Linked DNA regions of Homo sapiens: region 1 is linked to region 2. Evidence: chromatin loops called from intact Hi-C (ENCODE). Cell type or tissue: MCF 10A. All regions are shown on one strand. Each heading gives the region's core, and the rest is flanking DNA. Links, peaks and the distances in the headings are about the cores only.

The links. Peaks named below come from ENCODE experiments on the same cell type or tissue, not always from the same donor. Only the 100,000 strongest peaks of a DNase experiment are listed, where the experiment ranks them.
Region 1: it touches region 2 in a loop (7-fold over the local background); 12 of 110 quality-filtered maps call a loop at or near these places.

Annotation. Positions count from the first base shown.
Region 1 is chr5:141,362,401-141,373,780 of GRCh38, reverse strand. All of the region lies in intron 1 of PCDHGA1 (protocadherin gamma subfamily A, 1), which reads right to left. The region is part of intron 1 of PCDHGA2 (protocadherin gamma subfamily A, 2); the gene reads right to left. The region is part of intron 1 of PCDHGA3 (protocadherin gamma subfamily A, 3); the gene reads right to left. All of the region lies in intron 1 of PCDHGB1 (protocadherin gamma subfamily B, 1), which reads right to left. It also overlaps PCDHGA4, PCDHGB2, PCDHGA5, PCDHGB3 and PCDHG@. RefSeq lists a silencer at 7,402-7,580. In MCF 10A, for the core only: a CTCF peak has its summit at 3,610; no DNase peak of the experiment used is centred there.
Region 2 is chr5:141,553,256-141,569,691 of GRCh38, reverse strand. All of the region lies in intron 18 of DIAPH1 (diaphanous related formin 1), which reads left to right. DIAPH1-AS1 (DIAPH1 antisense RNA 1) reads right to left here and starts at 11,381. Exons shown (of 3, transcript NR_038333.1): 1 at 11,205-11,381; 2 at 7,787-7,890; 3 at 4,432-6,627. RefSeq lists enhancers at 11,496-11,790, 11,551-12,403. In MCF 10A, for the core only: CTCF peaks have their summits at 5,360, 8,615, 11,656 (motif pointing right) and 12,889; DNase peaks (open chromatin) are centred at 5,351, 8,741, 10,011, 11,731 and 2 weaker places.

The sequences.
Region 1 (11,380 bases), core at 554-8,553, 190 kb after region 2:
AATCTGCAGAGATGACACTCATAATATTTCCCTCCCCAAGATAATGAAGCATTTAGAAGAGTGTAAGAGATTATTTTGAATAATTTTAAATGTTCTCTGAAGTTTACCATTCATTTTTATGAAAATATCTCTTAGGACCTTGGGGAACAGAAATAATATTACAATCTTCTGTAAATTTTGAATTATCATCACATTTCACCACCATTTATGCTAGTCCCATTTTCAGTAAGGGTACCAACAACCACAAACACTTTTTTGGAGACAAAGTCTCGCTCTGTCTCCCAGGCTAGAGTGCAGGGGCACAATTATAGCTCATTGCAGCTGCTACCTCCTGGGATCAAGGGATCCTCCCACCTCAGCCTCCCGAGTAGCTGGGACTACAGGCATATGCTACACAAACACATTTTGAACCAATTCATTACAGTGCCCATTACAAGAGTTGCCATTTTAGATGCCATTATTTCTTTTGATTAGCATAGAAGTTAAAAACTGCCCTGACATAGGCAACATCTGTGTATACTTTTAAAAACATGCAAAGGGAAGTAAAAATATTATATACAGGTTACATTAAAAATGTGTTAAGATATACATAATGTTTCATATATTTTAGGATTGACTGCATTAAAACTAAGTAAACCACTTAATTGTGAGGATTTGGGTCTAATTCTGGATAGATATGTCTGAAAATGACAGTGTGAGATAATACTGTATTAAAAATGTTTCAGATTATAGTGTATTAGGATTAAGAAAAGTTTCAAGACTATCAAAAGGAGGCTTTCTATGAAAGAACAACTGCAACACAGATATTCTACAGGAAATTCTACAAAGAATTTCCTAGACACCCTACTCTACACCAGAAAATCAATAAAATAATGTAATCAGGGAATATTTAATCTGTATTCTTTTTATCTCTAAATCAATGAATTGAAACCCAATTATATTTATGGAAGGAAAGGTTTGAAGAAACTCACCTTTTGCAAATTGCCTGAATTAGAAGGCATTTCTGGATTGTCATTACTTTCAAACCAAGAGGCTTCATCACATAGAAGATCTTGTGGTGCAGCATTTTCAGCCTTTATATTGAGAAATTTAAACTCGGTGTTTGAGGAATGTGAGGCAGCACACGGATTGTAGGAATAAGGCAAAGTCCTTTCGCTGTAGGTGGGGAGAACTCCAGGTACAGTCTTGAAGCAGACACCAGGCTGAAAGTAGCCCTCAGTGGCGGGTCTGGAGGAGCATCGCAGGCGCAGGGAGATTGCCAGAATCACCGCGAGGAGGAAGAGCACTGAGATCAAGGCCAACGCCACTACTAGGTGAAACTGTAGCTCCGCCTGAGGGTCAGAGGGAGTGGGGCGGTCGCTAAGGTCAGGTTGTATCTCTTGCAAGCTATCTGCGAAGATTAGGTGCAGCATGACGGTGGCTGAAAGAGGCTGCTGTCCTCCATCACGCACAGTGACCAGCAGGCGCTGGCGGGCGGCCTCCCTGTCGCCCAAGGTACGCGCCGTGCGCACCTCACCCGTGCGCAGGCCCAGGCTGAACAGCCCGGGCTCGCTGGCCTGCACAATGTGGTAGGACAGCCAGGCGTTGTATCCCGAGTCTGCGTCCACCGCCACCACCTTGGTCACCAGGTAGCCAGGCTCTGCAGAGCGCGGCACCATATCGAAGAGCGCAGAGCCTTCGGGCCCCAGAGCTGGGTACAGCACCAGCGGTGCATTGTCGTTGCGGTCGTCCACCAACACGCGCAGGCTCACGTTGGCGCTGAGCGTAGGCGAGCCCTGGTCGCGGGCCTGCAGAGTGAGCTCGAAGGCACGCAGCTGCTCGTGGTCGAAGGCTCGCTGCGCGAACACCACCCCGCTCCGCGCGCTCACGGACACGTAGGACGACAGCTCCCGCGGCTCCAGGTCACTGGCCACGATGTAGTAGGAGACAAGGCCATTAGGTCCCAAGTCGGGATCCGAGGCTCTGACATGCGCAATGGAGGCTCCAGGCGGATTGTTCTCAGCTACATGCACGGTGTAGGAGGCCTGGTGGAAAACGGGAACGTTGTCGTTGACATCAAGGATGTGCAGAGTGATGGTCTTGCTGGAGGAGAGCGGTGGATTGCCTTTGTCGGTAGCTGTGATCGTCACATTGTATTCTGGGATCTGCTCCCGGTCCAGGGCTCCATCTGTCACCAACCTGTATGTGTTTTTGGTATCTTGAACGATTTTAAAGGGGAAGTTTCCTTTTAGTTGGCATAGGATTTCTCCATTAAATCCAGAATCTAGATCATGTGTTTTGATCAGGGCAACGGCAGTCCCCAGCTCAGCATCTTCTTGTATATGTTGGGATTCAGAAGCCAGGGTTATCTCCGGGGCATTGTCATTTTCATCTGAAATATCTATCTGTACTTTACAATATGCAGTGTGATGTCCACCATCCTTTGCTTCCACCCCAATTGTGTAGCTATCTCTCTCTTCAAAGTCCAGTTCTCCAATAGTGGTGAGTTCCCCCGTTTTACTGTCCAGCTTGAACAGTTGTCTCACTTCCTTGCCAATATTGATGAAGGCATAGATGATTTCGGCATTGATGCCCTCATCCATGTCAATGGCCATCACTTTTAATACGGAGGAGCCAGCGGGCAGGTTCTCTGCAACATTGACCCTGTACATGTCCTGAGTAAATACTGGGGGGTTATCATTTGCATCTGCGACAATTACCCTGATCTGGGTGGTACAGCTTCTGGAGGGCTCGCCCCCATCCACAGCTGTGAGGACCAGGTGGTGATGTGGCTGCTCTTCCCTGTCCAGGGGTGCTTTCAGTACTAGCTCTGGGTACCTACTGCCATCCAGGTTCTCCTTCTGAATCAAAGAGAAGTGCGGATCAGGGCTGAGGTAGTACTGCTGCAGCGAATTGACACCTACATCAGGATCTTGCGCAGATTCCAGGGCAAATGTGGCTCCAGTGAGAGCCAGTTCGCTGATTTCCAGCTCAGTGATATTTTGGCTAAAGGTCGGTGGGTTGTCGTTAATATCCTGGATCAGCACAGTTACATGAAAAAAGTTTAAAGGCTTTTCAGCAACCATTTCAAATTCCAGAACACACGTCGACTTCTTGCCACAAATCTCCTCTCGGTCTATACGGTCGCTCACAAGTAAGTTCCCATTTTCGGGGCTCACGGTAAAGAATTTCTTCTCTGCAATAACCCGCAGGTTCCTAGTAGGTAAATCCCCCACGCCAAACCCCAGGTCCTTGGCGAGGTTCCCTACCAGCGAGCCCCTGTCCAGCTCCTCGGGAATAGCGTAGCGGATCGGTTCGGAGAGAGCCTGGTCTAACAAAGAGAGCAGGAAGAGAAATAGCATTCGCCTCTGCCCTGCTGGGCCCCTCCATCCGGAGCTATTTCCCATCCCGCTCTCTGCGCCTTTGCCTTTCTAAATCCGAGGAGAGGAGATCTTTAAATAATCCCAAGAGTTCTCCGAGCAGGACCAACTATTTGCTTTGTCTTTGTGCTTGGGTTCTCTAATGGGTGTCTCCGCTGCAGGAAGCCTGATAGAGAGTGCACTTTTCTTCCGAGCTGGCTGCAGCGGGAGGAGCCAATATTTTGCACAGCACTAGCCAAGAGCGGCACCCGGCGCCTCTGCTGCAGAACTGCAGTAATGGTGACTAAATCAGCTCCAAATAAGGAGCTAGTTAGGAGAAAAATCGGCAGTGTACTGATAGTGATACTTTCTTCCCATTTTAAAAGGACTTTTAAAAAACATTAAATATACTTACTATATCTTTAGTCTGTTATTTCTTTTAATTTGAGCTTTATCCATCCAAATCAAGTACCTTTTACTTGTCAAAGGGCAGAGATAATCTTGCTCAATCCCGTCACGTTTTTAGTTTCCATTTTCATAAAATGGTCATAATAATATCTTCTCTGCTTACTCTAGTAGAAATGAGGGCCAAATAAAATAATACATAGAAAATCATACAAATGGAAGCTATTTTTGGTGATGGCAGAAGACGTAGTATAAAGAGGCTTGAAATATCAGCTTCACGTGTATTCTTATTGCATTCTATTTCCTTTACTTCTAACTTCTAAAAGTTATAATGTCATAGCTTTTAGTTTTATTCTATGTTTCACTTTCTTCTCTTTTATCTTTATTATCTCCCCCCAAAAGAAGTTAAAGGTAATGAGGAAATGATTGACCTTATAAAATAGAAGTATAGTAAAAAGCAAGAGGGTCTCTTTTCCTTTGTTTCCAAGTGTCTACTTTTAATTAAATAAGTATGATTGAAAACTTTTTTTTTCTATAGAGGTGGGGTTTCACTATGTTGCCCAGGCTGGGCTAGAACACCTGGCTTTAAGCAATCCTCCCACCTCAGCGTCCCAAATTGCTGGGATTATAGTCATGAACCACCCTGGCCCAAATGAAAAACTTTTACAAAGGATGTTTTTTCATACTACATCACAATTGTCCTGAAATGTACTGTTTCTTCTCAAGTAGCCTAACAATGATGCGTTATTAGGATTGGGGAGTGAATTGTAAGTCCTTATAATTATATTATTTAATTATATAAGTAATCTTCCTGTCCACTTTTCCTTGGTCCCCAGTTTACCATCTGATAATCCTAACTTTTTGTTATTTACACTTTTCCCTGGTCAATAACATGCCATTTTCCATGTTTCTGACAGGTGTCTTACAGTTTTAATTCCATTTTCAAACCAGAAAATCTTCCTAAAGAAATTATCTTTAGCCTACATAATGTATTGTTACTCTAAAACTAGGCAAGTGTGCAGCAATAAGCAATGAGTTCCACACCGAATTCACCTTATAGTGGAAAAGCATTATAGCATCTTAAACTACTCACAGTAACCAGAATTCTAGACAGACACTCATTGTCACCTTTATACAAACATCAAAAATATAACTGACTCAAGACTTTGCTCCAAAACATTCCAAAGCAAGTGCCTTCCAACACAATGCCAAGTGTTCATTGTATGAACACTTCAATTAGTATGAAAAATTATTCTTCAGAACACATATAAAACTAAAGATTCAGATATTTAAAAGTATATGGTATATACAGTACATACATTCAAAATGTATGGATCAAGCATTTTATAGTCTGTTAGTAGTTTATAGAGGGTTTAAAGATATTTTTCCATTGCACAAAACATTTAACTCAGAAGAAATGTACCCAAATCTATAACCTTTACTTTTTTCCCAAACACCTTACCCTAAGAAGCATATAACATTTTCTTTTAAAAAAAATGGAAAAGCAAGTTTTCACATAGGAGTGAATAATGTCGACACCTACTGTATAGATTCTCTTGTTACTCTTTGGATGCATTCACTATTCGGTGAGTTTGTACATTTTACATTTTGGTCAGAATGTCCATGTGTGTATGTATGTGTGTTTGTGTGTGTGTATGTGTGTATATATATGTGTGTATATATATGTGTGTGTATATGTATATAGATATAGATATACTTGAATGCTCTTTAACAGTGTTTAAAAAATAAAAATCAAGTGGTCTTAGGTTCTTTAATGTGTCAATTAACCTTTCATGTGGTTGAGTAATGTAGCTTACTATCCCATTTGTAATATTTTATTACCTTTTCCCCTTATTTAGTCATTATTTGAAGCTGATGCTCAAGGTTTTAAAAGTACAAAATTTGAAGGATTAAGAATATTTTAATAAGAAACATCTGAAAATCATCTTCAGCAAATCAGATGCAGAAGGGAAATATAGTAGTTCTTTCATTACATAACACATCCTCCTGGAATTTGAGGCACATAGGCCAGTATTTCATTAAGACAAATCTATTAATTTAAGATGAGCACATACGTTAGATATGAAATTTAAAATTTTGAACCATCTTTAAGTTGAGTTCTTTTTTTTTCAAATACAACCTTAAACTCAAGTAATAAAGAAGAATTGCACCTACACTTAAAGAAACGCTAACATTGCAGTAGGTATTGATTCTAATAAGTAAAGGGTTTATCTATAACAGAAGATGCCAGGTGTGTGACATATTTACATTTATTGAGTGCAGCAGTATGTAACTCTCTGGAGGCTTTACATCACAGAACGAAGCCCAACCTTAAGGTTCCTTTACACTGATTTCTTCTCTCAACAAGCCCACATATCCAATAACTACATGGCTTAACACAAACTTTCCAGACTTTAGAATGCTACATGTTATCATTAATATAAATTTTATCTACTTTTCTGATATTTATTTATTTATTTATTTATTTATTTATTTATTTTGAGACGGAGTCTCGTTCTGTCTCCCAGGCTGGAGTGCAGTGGCGCGATCTCGGCTTACTGCAAGCTCCTCCTCCCGGGTTCACCCCATTCTCCTGCCTCAGCCTTCCGAGTAGCTGGGACTACAGGCGCCTGCCACCACGCCCGGCTAATTTTTTGTATTTTTAGTAGAACAGGGTTTCACCGTGTTAGCCAGGATGGTCTCGATCTCCTGACCTCGTGATCCGCCCACCTCAGCCTCCCAAAGTGCTGGGATTACAGGCGTCAGCCACCGCACCCGGCCTCTTTTCTGATATTTATGACCCAGAAGTTCTCTGTACCTTTCCACTGATTTATGTAAATACTGTAAATTATTTCCTTAAACAAATTTCAGGTAGACTAAAATATCAGTCCTATACATTATCCTTTCCAAAACACATTCACTAATGGTGTCTAGGCAGACACTCAAAAGAGAACAATATATCTAACAATTTGAATAAATAAAACATCTTTTCTATTAATAGAACTGCAGTTCCAATATAACAAAATATTTGGGTAAAATGATTATATTTAACCACTTTCCTTTAAGGTATTTGTTTCACTTAAGTCTACAGATATCAGCTAGACTTCCCAAAACAGAATTTGAAAACAAATGGAGAAAGCATGAATTATATAAAAAAAATTAATCTCCAATACAGCAAATAATGTTCCACTATTTACATAACTAGCTGATTCTGAATATGACAGAAACATGAAAAAGGAAACAAATGAAAATGTTCTGGTCATCCTTACCGAAAGAGAAAACTAACCTGAACTCGCCGTTCTTCTTTGTTTGCATCTACCTTATCAGACATCAGAAGAGGCTCGCTTTTCTCACAGCTCTCTTCACTAAGGAGCGTGTCTGCGTAGTTGGGCTGGGGAAAGATCAGGTGACTCTTCCTCGAGTCCGCGGTGAGGGAGACCTCGTGGGAATAGGTCTGCAGGAAAGCCCGAACCCCATCCACGCCCACAAAGTGCGAGGCGGGCACACCCGCCAACCTGCTGCCTTCAGCCTGAAGCAGGCGTGACTTGTGCCAGCGCCTCAGTCTGAGCACCAGCAGCACGATGACGAAGGCCAGGAAGACGCAGGAGACTGCAGCCACTGCCACCACAAGATAGAGTGTGAGGTCCAGATCCTCAGGGTCAATGGGGGTCTTGATACTGCCTAGGTCAGCCAGGATGTCAGGGATCCTGTCGGCCACGGCAACGGTGACCGTGAAGGTGGCTGACAGAGGGGGCTGGCCATGGTCTTCGACGGCCACCACGAGGCTCTGCTTGAGCGCGTCTCTGTCCAGCAGGGCTCGCGCTGTGCGCACCTCGCCCGTGTGCAGCCCAACCGCAAAGAGTCCTGGCTCGCTGGCCTTAAGCAGGCGGTAGGACAGCCAGGCGTTCTGGCCTGAATCTTTGTCCACCGCTACCACCTTGGTCACCAGGTAGCCAGGTTCTGCGGAGCGAGGCGCCAGCTCCACGCCCGTGGAACCGTCTGTGGGGAGGGCGGGGTACAGGATCTCAGGCGTATTGTCGTTCTGGTCCAGCACAAACAGGCTCAGCGACACGTTGCTGCTAAGTGGAGGGTTCCCACTGTCGCTGGCTGTCACCCACAACTGTAGGTCTCTCAACTGCTCATAGTCGAAGGATCTCAGAGCATACAGGACACCGGTGTCAGAGTTAATGGATACATAGGAGGACAAGGGCGCCCCCTGAAATGTGTCTTCAGCCAGGGAGTAGGTGACTCGAGCGTTGTCGCCGCTGTCGGGGTCATGGGCTGTCACAGAGAAGATAGAGACACCTCTGGGATTGTTTTCTGTGACAGAGGTGGAGTAGGAGGCTTGAGGGAAATTGGGTGGGTTGTCATTAACGTCTGCTACTTTCAAGGGGATGTGGCTTTCTGTAGAGAGGGGCGGGGTTCCATGGTCCATGACGGTTAAAGTGATATTATAATCTGAAGTCTCTTCTCTGTCCAGGTCCCTAGTTGTTAATAGGTGATAGTAATTATCAACTGACTTCTCCAATTTAAAAGGCAAATTCCTAGGAATAGAGCATGCAATCTCACCATTTTCTCCAGAATCACCATCATGTACGCTAAACAGCGCGATTACAGTTCCGGGAAGACAGTCTTCAGAGATCGAACTGGTCAGAGAGGTGAGGATCACTTCGGGGGCATTGTCATTCACGTCCTGTACTGTGACCACCACCTTAGCGCTGGCAACAAGAGCGCCTCCATCCTGAGCTACCACTTCCATGAGGTAGAATCTGGATTCTTCATAGTCCAGTGATTGTAGAGTTGAGATTTCCCCCAGGTTGGAATCAAGTTGGAAAGTCTCCGAAATTTTTTCTTCTTCATTGCGAAAAGAGTAGGTCAATTTCCCGTTTATTCCCTCATCTGGATCCGTGGCGGTTAGCATGAGCAGCCGAGTGCCCACAGGTATGTTCTCTGGAACACTCACGCTGTACTCGGATGGGGTGAACAGGGGCGCATTGTCGTTTGCGTCGAGGACCGTAACACGGATGTGCGTGGTGCCGGAGAGTACCGGGTCTCCGCCATCTAAAGCTGTGAGGAGGAGGTCGTGAACAGTCTCTTTCTCGCGGTCTAGGGGCTGTTCCAACACCAGCTCCGGATACTTTTGTCCATCAGTTCCGCTTACCACATCCAGAGAGAAGTGCAGATTGGAGCTGAGCTGGTAACTCCGGAGAGAGTTCACACCCACATCCGCATCCCGCGCGAAGGGAAGCACTAACCGTGTCCCTGCAGCCGCATTTTCATTAACTTTTACTTTTAACTCTTCATCCCGGAAACGCGGGAAGTTATCATTAATATCGATTATTTCTACTTCTACTCCATAAATTTTCATTTTGTTCTCAACCAAGATGTTAAAGTTCACCACACACAGTGGGCTCTGAGCGCAGAGCTCCTCCCGGTCTATCCTGCCCGCGGTGACCAAGCTGCCGCTTCGCGGGTTCAGGGCAAAAAGCTGCGTCCTACCTCTGGAGACGATGCGGACTCCGCGCTCCGCCAGCTCCTGGGGCTCCAGCCCAAGGTCCTTGGCTATGTTGCCGACGAAGGAGCCTTTGTCCAGCTCCTCCGGCATCGAGTAGCGGATCTGCCCGGATCCTGGCTCGCACAGCGTCCCCAGGAGCATGAAGGGCAGCAGCAGCTCTCCGCAGCCCCAGCCCCTAGGTGGACTCGCCATTGCCTTCTCTCTGCCCAATTTTCTCTTAGTTCTGGTTCAGCCTGCTGTTTCCTTATTTATCTAAAGCCGATGGGTACATATTCCCTGACGAAAATGGGCGTGGAGCGTTGGCTTTTCGTAGGAGCTTGTCTGGTCTGTGTGTTTAGTATGGAGGGAGCAGAGTCGGGTCGCCTCTGCGGCAGCTTCTTTCCCACTTTGGTCAACAGCGACACTCAGAGTCCTAACCAGTGACTGCATCAAATTCCATTTTTATTTCTCCTAAGTTTAGTTATAATTTTATTTCTAATAATGTTGCCATATCCTTAATGTTTAACTGTGTAGCGTTGTTTATGACCGTTAATTCAGCTTTAATTCTGAATAGCAAGACTTCCACAATCCCTGAGATCAATATGATTATTAGATCTCAATACCTTACAAAAATTTTATTTAATGCGTCATCGGGGGAGCCTATGTCCTTTATTTACCTCTTATCTATATTTAGTCCATTAAATTAGGACATTCAAATTCTTACCTTTGTAGGATTCAAGATTTCATCTCCTTATTAGGATAAATTTAGGAAAACGTGCTTATTTGCATATAAGAATACCAAGGAAACAAACCCAGTTCTCCATGCACCTTTCCAAACAGGCCTACTGATTTATGTAAGTTATATTAGCTGTCATATGCAGAAGAAATAAAGATCTTTGTTACTTGTGAGGACTTTGAGAAAGTCTCTCCACTATCTCAGACAGCGTTTGAGTTGGGTTAACTATGCATTTTTATGTTTTTCTATTACCATGTTCAAATATTTGTAGTTCCAGTGACAACCAGTATAGTAACTGTGGAGGATGGGGTTTTATTTCATCATCCATGCAGGAAAGCATGAGCAGATACTTGTCGAGAAGTACTGAGTGACCTTTCTATGTTGAGACAGATATTTACTGCTATCATCTTTATATGACAACAGAAATAGAAAAACCTCTTGATTGAAAAAAATGGACATTTCAGAAAGTCATTTTATTTAATAACACTTTCATAGAAAACTAAGAAAATAAAAATTCTATATAATTAGGAAATTCAAAAGCAAAGTTTTAAGTAATATTTTGTAGAAAATGATGTGAACATAGGTTGTAAGATTTTTCTCAATGTGTAGTTTTTCTTAAGAGCAATTTGTTAAAATGCATGTTAGAGAATGATTTCTCACATTTGTTAAATGCACTCTTTCTAGCAGACACCTCAGACCTCAAACATTGCCTGTCCTTTAGAAATACATTTGTGATTCCAAGACATTTAGCTTACTGAGTGTTGGTCTTCAAGTCAATGGGACAATGTCCTACCCATGCCCTGTGATTAACAAGCCATGCCATTATGCAAAAGTCTTTCTTCTTTGTTTCCCAATTTCCAAAGCCTACTAAAATGAAGACTCTCTTTACTCTGAAGTATTATGATTCTAAGAGGAAGTAAAACTAAAATTTGAATAACAAAGAGCCTGAAGGTGAAACTAATTGCCTAAAGTCTCAATAGCAACAAATCTGCAGAGAGAAGTAATGTAAAGATGAGGAAGAAAAAGAAATACAGTGCAATATCTCATGTGATAAAGGTTTGCAATCATGGGTAAATAAATCTCACACTTCAGAGAGAAAACACTTAAAATTCAGTTAGATAAGATTAAGACAATTAAGGCACAACATTGGCCAAATCTAACTCACAGACAAAGAAATACGCAGTGGAACTTCCTACCCAAATTAGGTGAAACAATAAAACCAGAAGTGAAAATAAATTAATTAAAGCTCACCTTCAAAATAGTATCTGAGGCAAAAGGGACCCCAGCGGCTCCATGATTTGTATTTTGTTCCCAAGAGGCATTGTCACAGACGAGATCTTGCGCGGGAACCAATTCCGGGGTTATGTTCAGAAAATTGAACTCTGTCTTGGCTGATTGTGAGGCAAC
Region 2 (16,436 bases), core at 5,190-13,189:
CTCCCGGGTTCAAGGGATTCTCCTGCCTCAGCCTCCTGAGTAGCTGGGATTACAGGCACCCACCATCATGTCCAGCTAATTTTTGTATTTTTGTAGAGATGGAGTTTTACCATGTTGGGCAGGCTGGTCTTGAACTCCTGACCTCAGGTGATCTGCCCACCTTGGCCTCCCAAAGTGCTGGGATTACAGGCATGAGCCACTGTGCCCGGCCATCCTTACTACTTTTTAAAAGTAATTCTTGAATACTGAATTGAATATTGAACCAGTTCAGTTTGAATGCTGAAGCCAGTGTCAGTTACCAAGTCTCTCATTCATAGTCTTGATATTGATGATATAATTAAATGATAGATAACTACTCATTATCAACCTTGTAAATATTTCATCTTCCAGATGAAGTAGTGACATAGATTAGATAACTTTTTCCAAACTGTATAAAAAGTGTCAGAATTCAGACTCCAAACAGTGACTCCAAAGTCCTTGCTCTAGCCTTCTACTTCTTAGGAAGTGTGTATGTACTTGCCCTAAGAGCCTCTGAAAGCTTAGATCCAGACAAAAGCTGCAAGAAAGGGGATATGCCGCCTTCAGGAACCACTTCATTCATTCAGACGCAAATGTCCTTGAATTGGCAGTGACTGAGTAGAAAAAAGGGAACAATAATAGATTAAAAAAAGTAAGTGAGATACTAGATATTTAGGGTTATAAAAGAGAAGGCATATTCTGACTGTATTCAACTCTAGCAAAACTAATCCAGTTGAAGAAATAAGACATGTTTATCTAGTAGAAGCACTGCTTAGGTGATTTCAGTCCAGGTGGTTGCCAGTATTGATGAAGAAGTTATTTGGACACTGGGTTTTCATCATATTGCATTATTTCCTCTCTTGCTTGCTAAACACAACTCTGCTATTTGTTAAGCATGCCTGTATCCCCCTTATGTTTTATTGATACCTAAAACCTTCGGTATACCTACTGGCCCCTCCAAGAATGGGCATTGAAGAAAGCACCTGCCTCACTCTGCACATTTGCCTCCTGTAGTGAAAAGTCTCCTGTTACACATATTCTGAAGCAGAATATGTGTGCCTTTTTACAAGAGAAGAGCTGAGAGACAGGAACTGGTCCTAGAATATTATACTCCAGATTCTTTTACACATTATTTCTCTTTTAAGGATTAGTGTCTTGTTTCTGAAGGCTTTGTTTCCCATAAATGAGGTATTTACTTACTCAGTTAACTTATTCCCTGCCAGAGAATATTTTGAATTTACTTTTGATAGGCAGTGCCATAAAACTTCTGGTCCTTTTTCACATTCTCACTTTCCTTATAGTGATCAGCAAGGAGTCTTTGTTGACTCTTTTTGAATTTCTTGGAAATAGGTCCAATAGTTAAATTTCTTTTTTTTTTTTTTTGTTTCATTTTCTCCAAGGGAGCATTTTCATTGCTGTAGTAGCCTTAGGCAGCTCATTATTTGTATGTACAAGATAAACTAGTTTTTCATTTTCCATTTCTTCTCTTCGCTGTCTTTTGTTGATTATGTGATCATTACACTACCACCTCTTGAACCATAGCATGGTGAGTGATAACTCATGTCTTAAATAAATAGTACAGTGACTTTTATTTTTAGGTTTATTCCTTCCTTCCAGAAACAATATGGAACATTAGACTTGTTAAAGTAAGAGGTGTGTTATGTGAACTGTGAGCATCAGAACAGTTCTCCAAATATTTAATGGCAGTAATTTAGAAAAAACTCTGGCTAAAAAGACCTTCACTAAGAATTGAGAATTTTATTAAAAAATAACAGTATTCTAGTTAGCATTTGACTGTGTGGGTCCAGTACTGTTGTTCCAGAAGTCAGAACTGTTAGCCGTAACAGATAGGTTTACCTGTCTGCTGCCCTGACATAATTTTCTTGCTTCAGGCTTCAGCAGGAGCCCCTTTCCCAAAAAGAATCTGAGGGTCTTTTTCTTTTTCCCTGTGATATCTCTTCTGTCCACTAGGTGGCACTCACCCAGTTGCATCTTTATTAGTGAATTTTTGTAGCTTCTGCAGCTTTAACCTTTAGCAGCAAGGTTTTGTGAGAGCTCAGCCTGCTCTACCTTGTTCAGTGAGTCTCTTAGCAGAAAGATGTCTGTTCCATCAGTTTCTTATTCCACTCAAATCGGTAAGATTAGGACTAGAGGTACTAGTCAAGTGAACACTTGTTGGGAGTCTTACCTTTTAATTACTTAGCTTCTCTTGGGTTTTGAGTAGGGTCAGACTACTAGCACAAAGAAATTGGGAAGTTCTATAATATCAAGATAATAGTCCCTTGTGATTTAAAAATATAAATCTATCCCTATTATCTGGGGTTTCCAGAACTTCTTCACATGGAAAAAGTACCATACCTCCTCCAGGTTGTCATCTCACTGTCACTAGTGATATAAAAAAGGAACCTAAACTGCCCCCTCATATACCCCTCTACACCCCAACCTTTCCATCACCATTTTCTTTTAATCCACTGGATCTAATATTATGCCATTTATCTTGGTTTATGTCACTTACCACAGGCAGCCCCAGACTCCTGGGTCATCCTTCATCTCCCATAGTTTAATTGCGATAAGGTTCTGTGTGGTTCCTATTCTGTCTCCTCCCATCCCACCTAAGCTCCTGAAACTGGTCCACTGTACCCTCTGGAATTCATGGTCCATTACTGGCAAAACCTTTTTCACTTTGCTCTACTGGAAACCTGGTTTTCTCTCAATACCACTTTCCCTTTTGCTTGCTTATGTGGTTTTGTTTTGTTTTGTTTTGTTTTGTTTTGTTTTTGAGATGGAGTCTTGCTCTGTTGCCCAGACTGGAGTGCAGTGGCAAGCTCTCAGTTCACTGTAGCCTCTGCCTCCTGGTCACAAGCAATTCTCCTGCCTCAGCCTCCCGAGTAGCTGGGATTACAGGTGTGCACCACCACACCTGGCTAATTTTTGTATTTTTAGTAGAGACAGGGTTTCACCATGTTGGCCAGGCTGCTCTCGAACTCCTCACCTCAGGTGATCCACCCATCTTGGCCTCCCAAAGTGCTGGGATTACAGGCATGAGCCACTAGGCCCAGCCCATGTGATTGTTTTTCTTTGTTCTCATAGACCTCACCCCAGTGGGCTTGGAGATGGGGTAGATGTAATCTTTGTTATTCATTGCCACTCTCAGATCATTTTGCCTCTTTACTAAAAGGAAACAATTCCTAAAAACCAACAATTTCAAATCTTATGACATCGTTATGTCACCCATTTTCTCTTCATGTTGTCATCTACTGACACCCGTGTTACTCCTCATTTCTCAAACAATTTAGCTCTTGACTCATATCCACTCTTCTATACTCCAATACTACCTCTGACTTAATTCTTAGGAATTTTTATACGAAAAGGTCATGATCCTACCAATATTCTGGCCTTTCAGTTCCTTGAATTCTTCTACTGATTTTGTCCTCTATCCTACCTCAACCATTCCCCCGTTCTAGGATCTCATGTCATACCACCCAGGTTCTATCTTTTTACCTTACTCCCTTTGCTATCCTGACCCCAACAGGCCTCCAGCCCCGCTAATCCATTTGTCCTACCAGCATTTCACTGTCCTTCACTTTCTGATGACTTCACTCTTTCCCTGAGCTAAAATTTCTTGGTTAATCATTATAATCATTCGCTTGGGTTTTGTTCTTCCATTATCTCTCTCATTTCATACTCGATTGGCAAAACCACAATCCCGGTTAATTCCTTTTCTGTCTTTGTCCTGCTCCTGTAGCTGTGCAACTGAACATGGCTGGAGAATACCACAAAACTGGGCCCTCCTTTGACAGACTTTCTTCTCTTAGCTTTCAGGACAGGAAACACTTACTTTTCCTGCTAACTCACTGGCTGATCTTTCTCCCAACTCTCCTCTGCTTAATTTGTGAAGTTGCTTGGCCCTTGATACTGCCAGGCACTCATATTTGAAGCATTACAAATTCATTGAATTTCCTGCTCTCCTAAAGGTTATTTCACACCTTTTTTTCCTCCTCAACAGCCCAAACCTCCCTCATCCTCATTCTCAGTTGGGGATGTTTTCTTTCTACTTCACTGACAAAATTGAAGCAATCAGAAAAAGGAACTTCTAAAGACTTCCATCATTACTTTTACCTAGCAGAATTCTGTCTTCCTCTGTTACCATGGTCCTGTCTAAAGCCAGTTCCTGGACTAATTTGTTATCATCATTTTAACAAATATGTAGAATACACTGGAAATACAGGGTAAAAAGGTGTCCTCCCCCAGAGTGACTGTGGTTAAATCATACTTTTTATATACATATGTTATTCTAATAAAGGAATGGGAAAATCCTTTTCTTCTTTAGTTCAAGTGAGAAAGGTAAATTTTTGAATAAAACTTTACTGGAAAAGGGGCAAGGGAATTAAAAATAAAATTACAGAAACATGAAGGTATACACACTTCTTTTTTAATATAATTGGTGTGATCTTATACAGTATATACTGTTTTGTATTTTGCTTAACGTGTTTTAGCATCTCGATGTCCTTACATATAGATTTGTGTCATTATTTCTGATAGTTGTATTCTGTCATATAATACAAATAAGTTTTCCATTTTTTTATTACAAGCAATGCTGAAGGAAACATCCATTTTTAATTGTCTTTGCAAACTTGTATTTCTGCACAGTAAATTCTTAAAAATAAAATCTGTGGGCCCAAGTTGCTAGGTATAAGATTGTAGCAATTTATACTTCCACGAAAAATAAAAAAATATTTATGGTAATGTCTAGTAGGGGAAAAGTGATATGTTGTTTTAGTCTGACCACTAATAAGATTGCACCAGGGGTTATCTTTCTTACCTTGACTCTATCTGTAAAGTGAGATACATGAACCTAAAAGGTATCTTTCAGTTTTAAACTTCTGGTTCTGTTACTTTTTTTCCTTGCAATAAGCTGTCTTTGGTGTTATCTGTCATGTCAAACTCTTCTTTTGTTTCTGACAGCCTTCCAGGTCCTTTTGTTATTTTGTTTGTTTTGGTCTGAGTTTCATTCTCTTACTCTATGCACCAAAGGTCAGGCATCAGGAGCTGCTGCTTGCTTACAGCCAGTGTTTAGGAGTATAGAGCTAAACTGGGGCAAAACTTTAAAACTATTGCGCGAAGGCTGCTGATGTAGTTTCCACAGAAGACTTACTATTGGAGATTTAAGGGACTGCATCATCAGGTAAAGGAATTAAGTTTTAATTTTCTTCTCAACCGTGGGAATTTGATATTTTATTTCTAGCAGTGTGCTTTACTGCTTTCAGCCACCAGATGGCACATGGATCCCTTTTATTTTAGATGTGTCATTGTTGCGTTTGGTAGTGATGTCATCACGTTAGAGAGAGGCAACCTCTGTCCTTTCCAAATACAAGCTGATTAGTATACTGCCCTCTACCTGTCAGGAAATTTATTTGGAGGACTGATCAGCAGTTAAATTATGCAGAAAGCTACAGCTTGCCCTTTTACAAAAGGATCTTGTCCTGTTGCAGCTAGTATTTTCAATAGTAGCAATATTCGTGTTCTTTTTGGGGTCCAGAGGCTGGAAAGGTTTTTGTTCTTTAGTCTGATACCTTCATGAAAGCATAGCCTTCCTTTGAGAGGGCTCAAAGAGAGGTTTGTATTTTATCAGCTTGGTAGCTCATTGTAGCCTCATTATATACACACTCATAATCCCATCTCTGTCTCAGTTTCTGCTGAAAAACTACTTTAAGCGCATAATAGAACCTACCCACATTATATATGGATAACTAGCTTGAGATAACATACTGAATCCATTTCTTCAGGGAATTCCCCTGGTCTAACTTGGATAGAATATGCTGGTGCAGAAAGATTTTCACGGTCAAAGTCAACCCTTTGTGTCATATGTTAACTCCTAATTATCCCCAGCTAGTCTCATTTTTAGAGCCTCTTTCTAGCCATCCCAGCTTTAGTGTGTGCCTGTATTACTCTTTTCTAGAAACATATAGACTGAAATGGTATCTTTTAAGTCCAAGGTACCATCTGCCATTATCTGTGGATTCCAGATTTTATTTCTAACCAAATGTCCTTTTAAATGTCATTGTCTGAGACTTAGACCATCTAGTTGGGGGGTCAGTATTACTTAAACTTCTAACATCTTGGTACAGTCAGTTCCTAGCCTTAAATGTCTGTTGATACCAGTAAATCTCAAACTTTAGTATAAGGATTACATGAGGAGCATGTTTGTAACATGTAACATGTTTACATGTTAATGGTGTGAATTAAGCCACTCTTCACCTGTTCTCTTAATAATATTTTGGTATCTGTATCTGAATAGGTATTATATAAGTATTATCCCTGTTCTTATGGAGGTCATATGAGATTGATTAGGAAACAATTCAACATTTTCTGTTGACTTGGCAGTCAATTTTGGAGTCACTGTTTCAGAGGCACTTTTCTTGCCATCTTCCAAACTTCTCAGTAGCCATCTTAGAAGGACATTTTGAAGAAGTCCTCTGTGGTCAGTGAACTAGCTCGGAACCACTTAGAGATTGACTCTGCTGGAGAGGATGGATGGAGGGCAGAGTGATTAGGGCAGAGTATTGTGCTGGACTGGGGCTTGTACAACACGGAAGGAGTTGTGAGAAACTGGAGGAGATAGAAATCAAGATGAAGAATGTTACAGTTATACAGACATAACTTTTGTTCAAGCTTGGTTATTCTCTTGCTATGGAGACCTGGAGTTGGTAGACATCAGAGATGTGTTTAGGCAAAGAAATGGGATATCTAGCAAGTGTCAAAGCAGAACTAAGGATTGGGGTGAACAAAAGAGTGATCCAGTGCTCTCTTACTACATACTAGAACCCAAAACTGTTGCCTTAAGGAAAAGGCACTGTTTTGAGGATCCCTTGACCTTACACTATTTGGGAATTGTTGGACCTGAAATGACTTTGCTGCTGATGCTGAACAAGTCTCCCTCCAAACATAAGGTTGTAGACAGGCTAGTTTGCAAGGAGTGCTAAGGATGTCTCCACAGAATGTTTCCTCTGGGGCTTTTCTTTCAGCTTCTCTGTTATCTGTTTTTTTTTGTTTGTTTTTTTTTTTTTGCATAGGTAAGTGGTTCAGAAGTCAAAACAGTATAAAAAAGTCTCATTCCCACCCTAGTATTCATCCATGCCATCCTTCTCCCTCCCCTACCTTCTAGAGGTAACCATTTTTATTAGTTTGATTATCCTTTAGACTTTCTTAAAAAGTGCAGTTATAAACAAATACTGATACAGATTCTTGTCCTTCCTCTTACCAAAACAAGGAACATACTATCTGTACTGTTTCTATACCTTGCTTCTATATCCTGGAGAGTCTTCGTATCAGTATGCAGAGACTTTCCTCATTAAAAAAATTATAAGTTTTTAATAAGCAGGCATTACTTTTATAATGAACACAAGGATAAAACAAAAGTAGAGTAATGAAATAATTGTTCTTTTTTTTTTTTGAAACAGTAGCTACAGTAACCCATTTGATCTGACTGCATCTTAGCATGTATACATGTCCTTTTGATCTTCCTAAAAAAAACTCATACATAACAATGAATTGAAGAGTTAGTTACCCACATCAGCTCTGTAAATGTATGGCAACTTATGCTAGAGCTTACAGCCATTATGATATGGGGAAGAGAGACTTGCAAAGTTCAGCCAGGGGACCTTCCAGACTTCACTCGAGTGTGATACTTGAACAGGAGGAGATCTTTGTACTGCTAGCAAAGGGATGCTACTCTATAAAAGGTCTTTAAAGGAAAGGAGTGGCCTACCTTATTTTTTTCTTGCTTCCATTTCAGTTTTTGTTCTGGAGATGAATTGCTCTAGAACTTAGTGTCCTGTAACTGTTCCATGTATTAGAACTCTCGCCCATTGCCTTTGGAGCAGTGTGGAAGAATGCTTGTGATTCAGTGTTTGGTGGGAAAAGCAGGAAACAAATTATGTACACCTTATTACAATTGTTTCATATTAAAAACAAATGCATTAGTGAAAGATTAGAAGGGAATATACCAGACTACTGTAACAGAGATTTTGTTAGGGTACTACATACTTTCTCTTTTAATTTTTCTATAATGTGGTTATATTGTTTTTATAATGAAAAAGACACAGGGTTAAAAAGGAAATTTCAGTGTCTGACATGCTTGGAGAAGATTCTAGAGCACTTCTAGATTTCTAGAAGTACTTGGACCTGAGATTTCGTCTGCCAAGCCAAGTACTAGCATTCAGTTCTATAAAGCAAGTAACAGTATCCTTTACTTCACTCTTAACAGTTTCTTTTTGAAAAAACAGACTCCAATGTAAAAAAAAAAAAAACAAAACTCTTTTCACTTCTAAGTACCATTGGACAAGGGACCCCAGTGATATAACAGAAGGGCATTGGTAACCCCATTTCTGCAAGATGGGATGGAACCATTCTTTCCTCCTGATCCTACAATAACCCCAACTCTTCTTAGAGCCAGTGATTTCTTCTTTTAGATCTATTAGATGGGAAGATACGGCACTCTCCTGTGTGTGTGTTTGCATTTCTTTTAGCAAGAAAAACTGCAAAAATCCTTCCCAAGAATTTCCCGTTTTTCCTATTCTGCTTGCATTTTTCTTTTCGGCCACGGGGTGCGCGCAGTTGAGCTATTTTGGCTCAGGTTCCAGATTGTGAGGTCAGAGACTAGGGATTGGAGGAGAAGATCAGGTGACTTTCAGTAACAGAGATGGCGGTCCTCCCATCTCCACCCCTTCCCCCCCTCATCTTTCCCCACCCTTTCCTGGCTTCCACCTCAGGAACAAAGAAGGGAAAAAAACAGCAGTATGACGAAAACCAGCAGCTGTCTCTGCAGGCTCAGGCTGGGGGCTGGGAGTTTATTCCATCTGTTCTCTTTGTTCTGCTCTTACCCTGTTACTTCCCTTCCCAACCCTGAATAAAACAGAATATTTCTAGAATCCTTTGTTATGGAGAATGGTTTAGAATTCTGCAGTTTACTCAGTATTTATTTAGGTTAGCGTGGGTGAGATACAGCAGAGATTAAAACTGATCTGGAGCACCTAAAAAAAAGATGAAGGTACTTTGCCTTCTCATTCAGTCTTAAATTATGAATACCTATTTAATGTCAGATTTGTGACAGGGGATTATCAACTATTATTTCCAATTATCAAAACATTATTTCCATAATGCCTAATTGGTATTATCTTTGTTTTATAATTGAGAGATATAAAAGAGAATTAATATGTCCTTTGCTTGTTAAGATTTTATAGCAAGTAAACACCAAGCCAGAATTTGAGCCTAGATATATTGGGCTCAAATCCAGCACTTAGTGAAAGGGAGTGGCAAGAATGCAGGCATGTTGAGAGAAACCTCAGGTGCTTGCTTCCAGTGACTGACAGTGTAAAGTAACTGTGCTAGTGCTTCTTGATTTTTACCAGTGATTAGTGTCCTGATTTCTTCAACAAATAAATTTCAGGGGAAAAAATGAGATGGAGAGGAACATATAGATTAAGAGGGAATTTTAAATTTTATCAACCAGTACAGTATATGGAACTTATTTAGATCTTGATCCAAATGAACTATACAAAACACTTGACAGTTGAGACAGCTGGAAATTAGTGTGATAATGGTTTCATGGCATTTTTTAAAAAGTCATCATCTTTTAGAGATGTGTACAGAAATAATTGCGGATCATTATGGGATTTAGAAGTGGGGTGTAGATGAAACAGAATTGGTCACGAGTGGATAACTGTTGAAACTGAGTGATGTATGCATGGGGATTAATAATTGTGTTTTTGAATGTTTAATTTTTCCCATAATAAAACATTTTTTAATCCAGGAAAAGAGTTTTATTTCTAGTACCTTATTTTAATGCCTTTTCTTCTGCCCTCTAGCCTATTGTTTCCTTGCATAAACCTGTCCTCTTTGCTGACATACCTGAGTCCTTGTTTGGGATAGTGCCTGTCCTTCCAGTCCTTCCCCACCCACATCCTAGAAGCAGACCTCTTTTTAGCACTCCCTAATTGAGTCACCATCCTGGGTGTGCTGGGAAAGTATCTGTGGGAAACTCAATGACTATATTATCTGAAAGACCAAATGCTTGGTGAAGTGCCCAGATTTTTAATACTGCTTTTCTGCTACCCTTCCAGACTTATATCTGTCCCCTTCTTTATAACTCTCAGCATCTGGTTCTTCCTTTGGGATTCTGTGTGGCTTTGTTCTTGTCCTTTAGGTTTGTTCATTAATGCCAGTTTGCCCTGTCCCTCCTTACAGCTTGCACATCTGTAATGGTCTAGTTCTGTGGGATTTTGCAGATAGTTGTATATTTTGGCCAAGGTATCAGTGATACGGTTACCTTTGGGCAGGGATAACTGCTATTCGGTTGGCATGATATTTTTTCCTTCTATAATGTATACCTTAGTGATTGTTTTAAAGTGCTGAATTTATCCCTTATGTATATTACAACCATGAAGAATATAAATCAGAAGTCCTCCATTTGGGCAGCTTCTTATATTAACACTTATATTAACATTAAGACCCTCTTACTGTCTCCTCTTCCCAGAATTAGAGAGTTGATGTAGTGCTTAATAGACATGGCTTATTGTATGCTAGGTGAACTTGGCAATTCCATAGCTATGTTACCCTCACAGAAAGTTATTTCCTGGAGAGATTATTAAGTGTTCTGATCTTTCATATATGCCTGAGAGATCTAAGATTCTTCCACAAAGACCCTATTTCTTCAGAGAAAACTATAGTGATGCCAGAGTCTTTTTTTTTTTTTTTTTAACAACTTGTGATTTTTGTGCACCTGTGTTGTATGTGTTGCCATTATCTCACTTTAGGGACGTTGGATAAACTGGCGTATTTGTGCAGCCTCATTTAAGTAGTGGCAACCATTAATGACTTGTACCCACAAGTTTTTCCAGATAATTTCTGTTTTTTCCACCTTTCTTACATGTTCTTTTTTAGTCATAGGTACTTGGCTTACTCAAGGGAGGTGTAGCGTAAGATAAAGATAATGGAGGGTGTTCCCTGTAGAATAGGTACAAATGCTGCAGGCTTTATCTTGGGCAGAGCAAGTAGGGTTTTGGTCCTGAGTAAGTGAGTGAGGTTAGGTGGAGCTGCCTGTCTTCCAGCCGTGCGGATACAACTGACTCAGTCCGTGTTCTCAACAGTTTTTGAAAAGCCCATTTTTCTATCCCACTTACTCCCACCTGCAGTTCTTTAAGAACGTAGTTTCCAGGATGTCAGGCAACTCCCCACTCCTCCATTTCCTGTTTGTGGTCTTCATTGAGAGACGCCTTAAACAGGAATTCCTGGGGAAGTGCAGGCTATAGCGGTGGGATTCCGGGGGTCATTAGTCCATTATTGAAGCTGGGGAATCATGTACTATAAAAGGACCTCCCTTCCGTTCTGTTGTCTCCTAGAAACTATTACTGATCATAACCAAGCAGTAACTGCAACTCAGGGCTGTTGACTTGTGCCCTTTGTCTTTAGAGACTGAAAATTATTTTCCCTTCTTGTGCCTCAGTTTCTATTAGTTGAATTTTAGAGCTCAACATCAAGATTTGTGACAAAATTAACTTGGACTCTGTAGGACTGATTCGTTTGAAATGCAAAAGTAGTGAAGAACATAAAACAGACTCCCTATCTTGGCCGCCAGGGGGTGCCCTTTCCCTTCGCTTTACTGTCTGGCACTCCCCACCGCATTCAGCCATTTTAGACAGATTGTTTTTGCTCCCAGCTAACTCCATTTTGTATTTGTGACGCAGGAATAAAAAAAGGAGTTAGGCAAAGGAGGAGTCTGGTTTGCAGAGGGAGGGAGACTGGCTGAGGCGCAGCTACGTACTCTTTTACTCAGCAGTTGCTCATCAGGGACACACCTTGCTGCAGGCTGCCTGCATCCTGAGCAATCGATGCCGCAAGTCCTTGCCAGCGGAGCACAGAGCAAAATGGTTTGGCTGCCGGACACCTACTAACAGTGACAGAGTGCTAGCTTTTGAGGCAGCAGGCCAGGGCATCCCCTCTGCCTCATCTAGACTCTAATCCTGGGTTTAGGTGTTTTTGCTACAGAGATGTTTAGGGCAGTTTTCTTAATTATAGGATCAGATAAGAAAAGATACCCCCAAAAAAAGAAGAAAAAAAGGAACCCCTTTCACTTAGCTGTCTGGGAAGAATCAAATGCCCCAAGGACTCTAGGGAAATGGTCCTGAATTTTTTTAAAAAATGTTATTTTTGAAACCGTGAAAAAAATGCACGCACACATACACACATATATGTAAAGAGACTAGTATGAACACCCCTATGTCCATCACCCATTTAAAAAACTTAATCAACAGCTAGTCTTGTTTCATATACCTGTATCAACTTTGTCTTTGCCACCCATTATTTTTACATGTATCCTTGTTCATATTATTTAATCCTTAAGCAGTTCAGAATGTGTGTCAAAAAAATTAGGACTTTTAAAAGAAGATAATTACTACCATTATCACATTTAAAAAATTCTTTATCATCAGATAGCCAGTTAGTATTAAATTTCCCAAATTATCTTATGATAGTTGTTTTTTTTAATAGTTCATTTGAATCAGAGCCAAATAAAGTCTACACATTGCAGTTGGTTGATGTCTCTATAGGTTCTCTCTTATGCTCTTTTTTATTTTTTATTTTGCAATTTATTTATAGACTTAATTTCTTTTAAAAAGATCTCTGCCAGGCGCGGTGACTCACGCCTGTAATCCCAGCACTTTGGGAGGCCGAGGCGGGCGGATCACGTGAGGTTGGGAGTTTGAGACCAGCCTGGCCAATATGGCGAAACCTCGTCTCTACTAAAAATACAAAAATTAGCCGGGCCGCCTGGTGGCGCATGCCTGTAATTCCAGCTACTCGGGAGGCTGAGGCAGGAGAATTGCTTGAACCCGGGAGGCGGAGGTTGTGGTGAGCCAAGATTGCACCACTGCACTCAAGCCTGGGTGACAGAGTGAGACTCCATTTCAAAAAATAAATAAATAAATAAATAAAAAGAAGATCTCTCAGGTTGGGACTGAGAAGATACAAAGCCAGACTTCCCTTCTTGCCAGAGCAGAGCCTCTTCTTTAGGATTTCCCACAGAGGCTATTGGTGACCAAGTGAAGGAGCAATGCCCTGCCACCTTCAGAGGGAGAAAGGGCTGGACTCTTACTTTTCTCCTGACGTGATAATCTGTTACCCAAAGTCTTGAGAAAAGTTTGCACACTGCCGTCAACGGAGAACATGGTCATAGAAGTGGGCCTCACCCGTTCTAAGAATTAAAGGAGAGCTTTTAAGCTTTGGGACAACTGTGTTTGGCCACTGTGTAATAGCTGCATCCCTATGGTGATTCTAGAGTATCAGCTTTTTTTTTCCCGAATACTTTTTTTACTTAAGTAGCAGCTTTCTCCCTGGTAAGACTCAATGAATTAACAGCACTTCATGGACTTTTACAGAAAGAAAAAATATAATACTGTGTTGGGGCCGGGGGGGATGTGGTGAAAAGTCCTTTATGGCTTCAGGATTATAATATCGCTAGTCCTTCCCTTGACCTTTTTGGAGATACTCCCTGAGACTGACTTAGATGCAAATGATCAGATGAAAGTTCTTGCTTAATATTCTTCTCCCACTTCTGAAATGGGTCAGTGACTCTGACTTTCAGCAGCCACAGCAAGCAGTCTATTCCCTTGCCCAAGGGAAGGGCACAGGTGATAGAAGGGAATTAGCAGGGTCTGGCTTCTTGGCAAGGCTGGCAGGACACTCGTAGAGTCTGGTCTGTGGAGACTAGATTGGCCCCATGTCTAGTTTGGAAACTATAGTTCCCACTAGCAAAAGGTTTAGAATCTGCTGAATAGGTCAGGATTGCAGCAGCTAGAAATACGGATCCTGGCACGGCCACTTTTTAACCACATAGCTAGGTGTAAGGGTCTCTCTTTTCTACTATTGTTTGTTGAGAGTCACAGCCTTTGCAGAAAAAATTTTCCTCTTTTCCTTTGTGCTAAGGTGCTATCTATACCCACCTATTTTGGTCCCTTATTTCACACAATTCTGTAAACTGAAATTACTCAGCCCTTGATGTTGTTTTTAGGGTGAGGGACAGCATGAGGCCTTTGTTCTGGACTTCTCATCTTTGCTCTTATGAAAATGGGGGCTGGAACCCAAGCATTGATAAGGTTGTATATTAGGTGCTTTAGTATCTGGATGATTAATTAGTGCACCATTCCTGTAAGAAGGCTGGGAAGGCAGCAAATGGGAGCATTCTATGGGTTCTACATTTGACTGCCTGTCTTTACTGCTGGTTGTCAGTGGGAGTTCTTCCTAACCCACCGTCAAAGTTGAACCAGGCCTACCTGTCTAAGGATATGAAAATAAAATAGGTGGTGCCCAGAGCCATATCTGTCTTACCTTTCTCACAGTTTCCTGTTTGGTGACAGTTTTTAAAATTTACACATAGTTACATTATCACACTATGTTAACAAATCAAACTGTTTTAATTTGTTCATATTCACTTGTAGTCTTTGCCTGTGCTGTATATATAGCATTTACATGGTTGTAATCAGAGGGGGACGTGTGTGTGTATCTTAGTTCTTCTTTATTTCAGGTCGAAGTGTACAACTCATTATGCAGCATTAAATTTCAAAAAATTTAAAAGGAAATTTACATTCATGTAATCAGGGTCTGAGACCAAGATGCCCTTTGTTATGTACCCCCCTTCCAGTTACAACTGAACCTCCACCCCCAACTCAGAGTACCCACCATCCTGAAGGGTTTTGCCTGTAGCTTTTGGTATATATACACATTGTCAAAGAAGTTTCTTCGATTTCTAATATGCTAAGACTATTTATTCTGAATGGATATTAAATTTGGTCAGGTTTTTTTTTGTATTGTTGAGATGATCATATAATTTTCTACTTTAATCTGTAATTGTGGGAAGCATATTAACTGATTTCTGTTACACCGATTTTGCATTCCTAAAACAAATCTAACTTGAATGTGATCTGTTATTATTTTTATTTTATACCCCTTAATTCACTTTGCTATTAGGAATTTTGTGCCTGTGTTTATGAGTGAAAGTACCTATGATTTTTTTGATACTGTTCTTTCACATTTTGATAGTGAAGTTATGCTAGCCTCACAACATGAGTTGAGAAAATATACTTCTATTCTGTGGAAAAATTTTTTGCGTAAAATTGGTGGAATTATTTATTCCTTGAGTGTTTGAAATAATAGCTGGTAAAGTCATCTGGGTCTCTGAAGAAATTTTTGATCACCGATTTAGTTCTTTTATGGTTATAGGACTGGTTTTTTCTTATTGGATAAGTTTTGATGTGTTATGTTTTTCTAGAAATTTATCAATTTTATCTAAATTTGCAGACATATTTTGTATGATATTATTCCTTTTTTTGGGGGGAGCGGGTGGGGATGGAGTTTTGCTCTTGTTGCCCAGGCTGGAGTGCGGTGGCACAATCTCGGCTCACTGCAACCTCTGCCTCTCAGGTTCAAGCGATTCTCCTGCCTCAGCCTCCCGAGTAGCTGGGATTACAAGCATGCACTACCATGCCTGGCTAATTTTGTATTTTGGTAGAGATGGGGTTTCACCATGTTGGTGAGGCTGATCTCAAACTCTTGGCTTCAGGTGATCTGCCCGCCTCAGCCTCCCAAAGTACTGGGATTACAGGCATGAGCCACCGCGCCCTGCCTGATATTATTCCTCTTAATGCTTGAGCCTGAGCCATATTTAGTTCAGTCCTGTATTTTGTTCCTGATGTTAGTTACTTATGCCTGATTTCTCTGTTTTTCTTTCTTGTTTTAAAATACTGAATTTAACTGGTCTTAAAAAAAATGTTTTAAGCCAAAACTGTTGGCTTCGTGAATCCCCTCTGCTACAGATTTCACTAATTTCTGTTCTTGTCTCTATCTTTAAATTTTTCTTTTGGTTTATTTTATTATTCTTATTCTAATTTTTTTAAATAGGTACTTACCTCTTTAGTTTTTAGTCTTTTTTCCCTGTCATATATGCATTTGAGACGATGTTTTCTTGGGGGGTTTTTTTGAGATAGAGTTTTGCTCTTGTTGCCCAGGCTGGAGTGCAGTGGTGTGATCTTGGCTCACCGCAACCTCTGCCTCCTGGGTACAAGCGATTCTCCTGCCTCAGCCTCCTGAGTAGCTGGAATTACATAGGCGCCCACCACCACGCCTGGCTAATTTTTTGTATTTTTAGTAGAGTTGGGGTTTCGCCATGTTGGGCAGGCCGGTCTCGAACTCCTGACCTCAGGTGATCCACCTGCCTTGACCTCCCAAAGTGCTGGGATTACAGGCGTGAGCCACCATGCCCGGCCGAGACTGTTTTTGTTTAAATTATTGTTTGGGACACATCTCTTAAGTTGTTTTTTTGAGACAGGGTCAAAAAAAAAAGACAGCCTGTCACCCAGGCTGGAGTG